Regions from separate parts of the Homo sapiens genome. Here all the other regions are linked to region 1. A link is a loop called in an ENCODE intact Hi-C map of the cell type or tissue named here. Cell type or tissue: B cell. All regions are shown on one strand.

Region 1 (2,500 bases):
CTAACCTAGAGCTAAGATGTCTTTGTAGCTTGGTGGGAACGCGGCTCTTCCATGGGAATGAGACACAGATGATCTGAAGACATATCTCCTGAGCATACCTCTTATGATAAATGCCCACATGCCTCCATCTGACATCAGCTTTGTCTGCCATGCTCAGGCCACCTGGCTCTAGAAATAAAAGATGGGAACGTCCCTGATCCTGAATGTTAAACCTGGAAAATCTCCTCCTGCCAGAGATGTAGCTAGCATTCCATATTTAAACTATCTTTAAAGATTTTAATGTTGACAATAGTAACAACAACTGGTATCTATTGATTCTTTACTCCTTTGTCCCCTATCATTGTACCATCCCCATTTTACAGAAATCAAAGCACAGAGGGGTTAAGTAACTTGCCCAAAGCCACACAGAGAGTAAGTAATGGAGTTGATATTTGACCCCAAGTAATCTGATTCCAGAGATTATATTTTACCTCCAATTATGACTCCAACAGTTTTCATATTATTTTGAGAATTCTGAGAATTATTCTCAGAATAATATATATATGTGTATATATTATATATACATATATATATATATATATGCCAGACTATGTATATAATGTATATATGTATATAATGGAACCACTACGCCTAGTAAATTGTTTTTTTTAAGGTCCCAAGAGACATAGGAGAGAAACTATTGGTTACTGGACATTCACCAAGTGTCAGTCATAGTTCTAAGCGCTTGTACATGAATCAGCTCAGTAATCTTAAAACCAAAACCAGAACCAAACAAACCGCCGCCCACCCCCTGGGGAGAGTGCAGTGATTCTCACTCATCAGATGAGACAAAGGAAGCCCAGAGAGGTTCCATAACTTGCTTGAGATCCTACAGCTAGGTGGCAAATCCAGGGCTCAGAGCCAGCCCATTTGGCCCGTGAGCAGCATTCTTCACCACCAAGCACACCCCACTGCCAGTCTTTAACCCAGTTATTCATTCAGTCCTCACAGCACATGATCGACAGGAGTCATTTCCTACCCACTTGCTTTTCTCGGGTTAGATGGGGTAACTGACGCTGATAAAGTTTAAATATTAGGTTGGAGCAAAAGTAATTGTGGCTTTGCCATTTTAATGGCAAAACCCGAATAATTTGCTTAGTGCCATTCAATGACTTGGGGCTGGCTAGCCAGGGAGCCAAAGCGTGTTGCATCTGTTTTCACTTCCCCAGGCCTTAGTGGTGCGGTCTAAGGCTCGCCCTCTGCCACACATCCTCCTCTCCCTCCTCCCGGCAGCTCCTCCTCCTCCTCGTCCACCTCCACCTCCTCCTCCACCCCCTCTCCCTCCACCTCCTCCTCTCCCTCCTCCTTTTCCCCCCGTACCCCTCCGCCCCCCGGGGCCCTGCCCTGCGGGTCTCACCTGCCGCTCGGCGGGGTCCCGGCGGGGGCCGGACAGCGCCACCTGGCGGCAGGTGGACGCCCGCGCAGCGCATGCTAATGAGCCCGCGTCGTCGCTCGCGGATTGGCTGGCGCGGATTCCAGCTGCTTTCCAAGTTGGAGGCGCCTAGTGAGGGTCAGGGAGGCCCGGCCCGCGCCCTCCCCGCCCAGCCGCCTCCCCGTCGACCACCCAGGGCTGGGGCGAGCCAGGCTGCCTTTCGAACTTGGGGGCTTCTCCTCTTGTCTCCCACTGGTGCTCTGGCCGTGAATCCATCCAGGCGCCAGGAGATGACAATCCGGTACCAAGGCCGGCAGTACAGGCTGAGGATGGCATTTCTCCAAAAGGTAACCCTGGCCCCTTACCTGGGCCCTGGAGTGCCGGGGACCACATCTGGGAAGCGTCCGAGGACACGTGGGGCAGGAGTGGAGGGCACCCCTTTGGGTCGATTTGTGCAGCTCGATTTCATTAAGTGACTGGTGTGAGTTGTGATAAAGACAATTCCGTTTAGGTTTCCAAGCTGCGTCCTGGGCCTGGAGACTGAGACAGAGATCCACGGACTGCAGTGCAGGCAGCCCACCCCAGATCCGAGTCATATAAGGTAACCCAGACAACCACCTACGAATTTAAAGCTCCTATAAGTTGCCCTTTCTGCATCCGAAGTGTGATATTTGAAAGTTAAAAACGTTATCTTACATACATAGATCTTAAAACGTATCTTACACCACAACCTACTCACAGATGCAAAGGCAGTGGTCATGGTCTTCCATTGCTTGGGGTCCTGGGGCCGGGTTTGAGGCTGAATGTCAGGGTTTCCTTTGCCATAACCTCATTCTGCACCACGTGCTGTCAGCCAGGCAGCCAATGTGGACTTGGAGGCTGGCATCTGCTGGGCACTGCTCGAGGTACCAGGGACACAGTGATGAGCAAAACGAGCATGGCCCCTGCCCTCAAAGTCCCTTGAGGCTAAATGGCCCACCCAAGGGCAGCTTAACAGTGCCCAGCCTTGGGGGATGTGGGCTGATGGAGGACTGGGCCCACCACAAGGTACCTTAGGGTGCCCCCAGTCAAATATATCTACTTTTTTTT
Region 2 (2,500 bases), 73 kb before region 1:
TGCACTATGATGAAAACAGCAGATAAGACACAACAAAAAAAATTATAAGTAATGTATAAGGTTTTAATTTTCAGAGTTAAAATGAGAGGCCTACTCTGCCAAACATTACTATGATTTTATATATTAGTTAATCATCACTAAAAACCCAAAAACTATACAATTTTCTATATTTTATACTCCCAAAATAAGACCAAATCACTACTCTCCACCAAAATAAAAAAAAAAAACCATAAGACAACACAAAAATCACATCCAACCCTTAAACAAACCTCAAATCCTTCAAATCAAGACTACACTATCCCTCTGAGTCAGGTCAGAGTCCCAATACCAACATAATTGACAAATACAATTTATCACTTTATCATCTGATCCCCAAAGGGAATGATGATCTATAGTTATATCAGGAAGCCATGACTAGAAAATACTCTATGGCTTAGATGTAAGACTTTCCATTAAAAACAAAAACAAAACAGTACTCATTTTCACAAATCATAAGCCAAGTTTATATAGGCTGTAAAATAAAGCCGTTTCCAAAGTAAGTATAATTAAAGAAATAATTTTTTGCCAAATGAATCTTACACTAAAGAATCACAAATTCATCAAAAAATATGAAGCAGAGGGGGTTCATTAAAATACAGAACTTCTAGATCATTCAAGATCTAATATAGTATGAACCCCCTTTTAAGAAAATTGCATAGAAAATGAGATTACAAGGAAACTCATCAAAATGTAACAGTGGTTATAAAGACATATACATGAACCTTTTCCAAGCACATTCAATTTTTTGTTTGTTTGTTTGTTTGTTTTGAGACGGAGTTTCGCTCTTGTTGCCCAGGCTGGGGTGCAATGGCAGGATCCTGGCTCACCACAACCTCCGCCTCCCAGGTTCAAGCGATTCTTCTGCCTCAGCCTTCCAAGTAGCTGGGATTACAAGCATGAGCCACCATGACCAGTTAATTTTGTATTTTTAGTGGAGACAGGGTTTCTCTATGTTGGTCAGGCTGGTCTCGAACTCCCGGCCTCAGGTGATCCGCCCACCTTGGCCTCCCAAAATGCTGGGATTACAGGCGTGAGCCACCGCGCCCGGCCTCTTTTCCCAGCATATTCTTAAGGCTCACTACTTTCTGAAGCAGAAGGAAAGAAACCATTTTATGAAAATCTAGTTTACTGACTTCCTAATAATTTTTCTACAATTCTGATCTTAACACTAGCACTTTTGTGTCCTTTCTCTTGCCTCAGAAATCCAAAGTGCACCTGTCTTTCTCAAATCATCCAGATTTATTTATATAGTAAAGCCAAATTCCCACCTCACACCCCTCCCCCGCCTTTTTTTTTTTTTTAAAGAGATAGGTTTTCACTATGTTTCCCAGGCTGGTCTCAAATTCCTAGGCTCAAGCAGTCCTCCTGCCTCAGCCTTCCAAGTAGCTGGGATTACAGGCGTACCACCACAAGCAGCCACTGGGGGCCCTTTAAAAATCTAAGAAAACCTTTTGCTTAAATTTCCATAGTGGTTTTATCAGCACCTCCTATGGCATGAGTCATTTTCTACCTCATATGCAATCATCTGTGTACTTGTTTTATTTCCTTTTCTACAATGTATTGTTCCTGGGGACAGTTTTTGCCTTCTTAGTCACTGTATCCCTCTAAATATTTGCATATAGTGTTAAATAATATATATGTTTGAAAAAAGTGAGTATCACAGAATTGGACTCTCTTTGAAACTAGGAACACTGACATGCTAATTTCTCCTTTACAACAAAAGGCTTTCCTAAGAATGATGGGAGAGGCCAAAACAAAACCAAATATTCAAAACTTCTATCAGTTAAGAAAACAAGGCTGGGCGTGGTGGCTCATGCCTGTAATCCCAGCACTTTGAGAGGTCAAGGTGGGCAGATTACTTGAGGCCAGGAGTTTAAGACCAGTCTGGCCAACATGGTGAAATCCCATCTACTAAAAGTACAAACATTAGGCTGGGCACGGTGGCTCACGCCTGTAATCCCAGTACTCTGGGAGGCCGAGGTGGGCGGATCACGAGGTCAGGAGATCGAGCTCACGGTGAAACCCCGTCTCTACTAAAAATACAAAAAATCAGCCGGGCGCGGTGGCGGGTGCCTGTAGTCCCAGCTACTCGGGAGGCTGAAGCAGGAGAATGGCGTGAACCCGGGAGGCGGAGCTTGCAGTGAGCTGAGATCGCGTCACTGCACTCCAGCCTGGGTGACAGAGCGAGACTCCGTCTCAAAAAACAAAACAAAACAAAAGTACAAACATTAGGCGGGCATAGTGATGGGCTCCTGTAGTCTCAGCTACTTGGGAGGGAGGTTGAGGCAGGAGAACTGCTTGAATCCGGGAGGCAGAGGTTGCAGTGAGTTGAGATCACGCCACTGCACTCCAACCTGAGCGACAGAGTGAGGCTGTCTCCAAAAAAAAAAAAAAAAAAAATACCACCTACCATATAAGGAAGAAAGTGGAAAAAAAAAACCCACTTCACAGGTGATTCTTA
Region 3 (2,500 bases), 320 kb before region 1:
CCACCTCCCTCGGCCCCCAGACCCTGCCCATCCATCTCCCAAACCTCTGTTACCACCACATGCCCACGAGACCACCAAGAGCTTCGGCCATTCTTGAGGCCCTGGCCACAGGGATTTTTTTCTCAATCCCATTCCTGTCTCTGCTAAAAGCCTCACAGCAGCTGCAGGATAACGTGCACATTCCTGGCAAGGGCTCATGAGGCCCTGCCCCGGTGGGCACCCACTCTCAACCCCATGCTCCACTCTGAGCCCCGGCCCCATGTCTTCTGTTGCTGGCCTCCTATCCAAGAGGGTGAGTCCCCCAGGACCGTGGCTGTGCCTGAGTCCTCTCTAGATCCAAAGGCTCACCAGGGCTCTGCAGCTATTTGGCTAGTTCATGCCTAATGAACGAGTGAATGGGCCTGGAGGATTATGGTGGGGAAATGCCGCCTGGGACAACTAAGGGCAGGGGTGGGGTTCCCTTGTGGGGGCAGGACCAACTCCCTACCCTGGACTTTGTTGGGGGTGGAGCACCAGGGAGAGCCACAGCTGCCTCTTGAATAAAGCTCCGTGGCAGGGAACGTGGTATTATTGCACTCATTGCACAGGGGAGGAAACTGAACCAGAGACGCAAAGTGACTTGTGGAGGTCACATAGTGAATTAGGGCCACAAGTGGGGCCAGGGAGCAGCCTGTCTCTGGCCAATGTCCTAGTTCCCCCCTGGGTAAGTCCCCTGCCCTCATCACCTGTGCCCCTCCCCCCATATGCCACTGCAACTGGGAACCTGCTGGGAGCTGGAGGAAGGATGGGCAGAGGGGCCACCTGGCAGGCGCCCTGGCAGCCGGGGTGATCTGTCTTCTCAGGAGATGTCAGGACCTGGGCAGTCTCCTTCCTCTTTGGTCCTGGGGCCTGGGGTGGTGGCCCTTGGGCAGACCTACAGAGGCCTGGCTCATAGGTAAGGGGCTGCCGCACCTCCGCCCTATTCAACATACACTCTCTGTGCACTCTGTCTGAGCCAGACCCTGGGCCAGATGCGAGGTTCAAAGAGCAAGGCCATTCCCCCACCTCCAGGGGCTCCGCTCAGACGGGCAGGCACCGTCCCACCGTCACTAGGACAGAGAATGTGGAGAGGCCGGGAAGTGCGCCACCGGGAGCCTGCGCAGGAAACGGAGGGGCGCTGCGGGGGAAGAGCGCTGGCATCCAGCCACCCATCCCAGAGAAGCTGCCTGGCTGGCTGGCAGGGGCGCGAAACAGGAACCAGCCGCGGTCTCCAGCCCCGCCCGCCGGGTGCCGTTTTCCACCCTGGCCACAAGGCGGCGGGCTGCCGCTGCAGGAGCCAGAGTGAAGGCGGCGCAGACCCAGGGAAGCCAAACGAGGATGACCCAGTCTGGGTGGACCCCCTGCTGCTGCCAAGCGCTTCGAAGCCTTAATTCATTTAAGGCTCACAACCCTAATCCTTAGGTATTGTGCTTACACCAGAGGACGCTGGGCCTGGGGGGGGAGGGGGTGGTCCTCGCTTGTAAGTTAAGTGGCTGTCAGCAGCTGGCAGCTGCCCCAGCAAAATCCAGTTCCCCTTTCCCTAGTCTCAAAACCTGAGCTCTGCATTGTAACGAGACAGGCGGAGGGAACACCCAGCAGCGGGCCTACGGAGGCGTGTCTCCTTCGTCTGGGCATCCCGGACTCAGTCCTGGCACATGGTGGGCATCAGTGTTCATGGTAATGACATCAGGCACAGCGAAATAAATCAGAGGCTCCCAAGGTTCAGAGGTCATCTGTCCATCCCCTCCCTTTGTGCTAAAGAACAAACCGAGACCCTGAGAGAGGAAGAGAGCTGCCTCTAGATCATCACACGGCCGGTGGCAGATGGCAGAACGGTTCTAAGCATCCTTTTCTCCCCCTCGGGCTGCCCCTCCCTGAAAAGTTCCTAAAGTTCAAAATGTCAGAGTCCCCCAGAGTGTTCTGAGGATGCAAGAGTGTTTGTAAAACGTGCTCTATTTTCGATTTCCCAGATTAACACAACTGGATTCTGAAGAGGGGAAAAAACAACCTCACTTAACACGTCTTTCTGAAACAAACCCATCAGGAGTTCTTTTAAAAAAAAAAAAAAAAAAAAAAGGAACTGAAATGCTGGAAGCACCCTCAAAGGGAAGCAGACGCCTGACTTTCACATCCACCCTCTCATCTGACTCCAGGCTCCTTGAGCTGGCGGCAGGCCCGCAATCCCCCGTTCCGTGCCCAGATGCACTTCGGAATATAGAACAGCTGGGACTTGGAAAGATAATATGTGGCACCCACCTGCTGTAGGTTACATAACCTCCCAGCAGGGCTTGGGGCAGCAGCCGGCCATCGAGCTTATTTGCATTTCTGCAGCAAAACATGAATATTCACACAAGTGCGATAAATAAAGACCATCAACAGCCTCATATCAGTTCAAGCGCAATTTTGCCACCAATTTGATTACGAAAAATCTTTCGGGCTTCCAGGGAGCTTTGGAGCCTGGAAATTGCAGATGAGGGATGGG

Evidence for each region. Peaks named below come from ENCODE experiments on the same cell type or tissue, not always from the same donor. Only the 100,000 strongest peaks of a DNase experiment are listed, where the experiment ranks them.
Region 2: it touches region 1 in a loop (11-fold over the local background); 14 of 110 quality-filtered maps call a loop at or near these places.
Region 3: a loop joins it to region 1, with 5 times the contacts of the local background. A loop is called at or near these places in 4 of 110 quality-filtered maps.

Annotation. Positions count from the first base shown.
Region 1 is chr17:65,099,285-65,101,784 of GRCh38, forward strand. It overlaps LOC105371864 (a long non-coding RNA gene), which reads right to left and starts at 1,428. Exons shown (of 3, transcript XR_934923.2): 1 at 1,397-1,428. It overlaps LOC100507002 (a long non-coding RNA gene), which reads left to right and starts at 1,528. Exons shown (of 3, transcript NR_110801.1): 1 at 1,528-1,758; 2 at 1,923-2,012. RefSeq lists a silencer at 1,295-1,624. In B cell, CTCF peaks have their summits at 1,466 (motif pointing left) and 1,669; DNase peaks (open chromatin) are centred at 877 and 1,327; H3K4me3 peaks cover 1,334 bases; H3K27ac peaks cover 1,237 bases.
Region 2 is chr17:65,025,989-65,028,488 of GRCh38, forward strand. The region is part of intron 2 of GNA13 (G protein subunit alpha 13); the gene reads right to left. Among named protein-coding and RNA genes, the nearest start is that of GNA13, 30 kb to the right of the region's middle. RefSeq lists an enhancer at 1,699-2,500. In B cell, CTCF peaks have their summits at 1,445 and 1,644; a DNase peak (open chromatin) is centred at 1,503; H3K27ac peaks cover 1,330 bases.
Region 3 is chr17:64,775,735-64,778,234 of GRCh38, forward strand. It overlaps the pseudogene ARHGAP27P1-BPTFP1-KPNA2P3 and the pseudogene ARHGAP27P1. Among named protein-coding and RNA genes, the nearest start is that of MIR6080, 3.8 kb to the right of the region's middle. RefSeq lists an enhancer at 2,064-2,500. In B cell, CTCF peaks have their summits at 1,307 (motif pointing right) and 1,513; DNase peaks (open chromatin) are centred at 417, 1,307, 1,837 and 2,077; H3K4me3 peaks cover 1,530 bases; H3K27ac peaks cover 284 bases; H3K27me3 peaks cover 345 bases.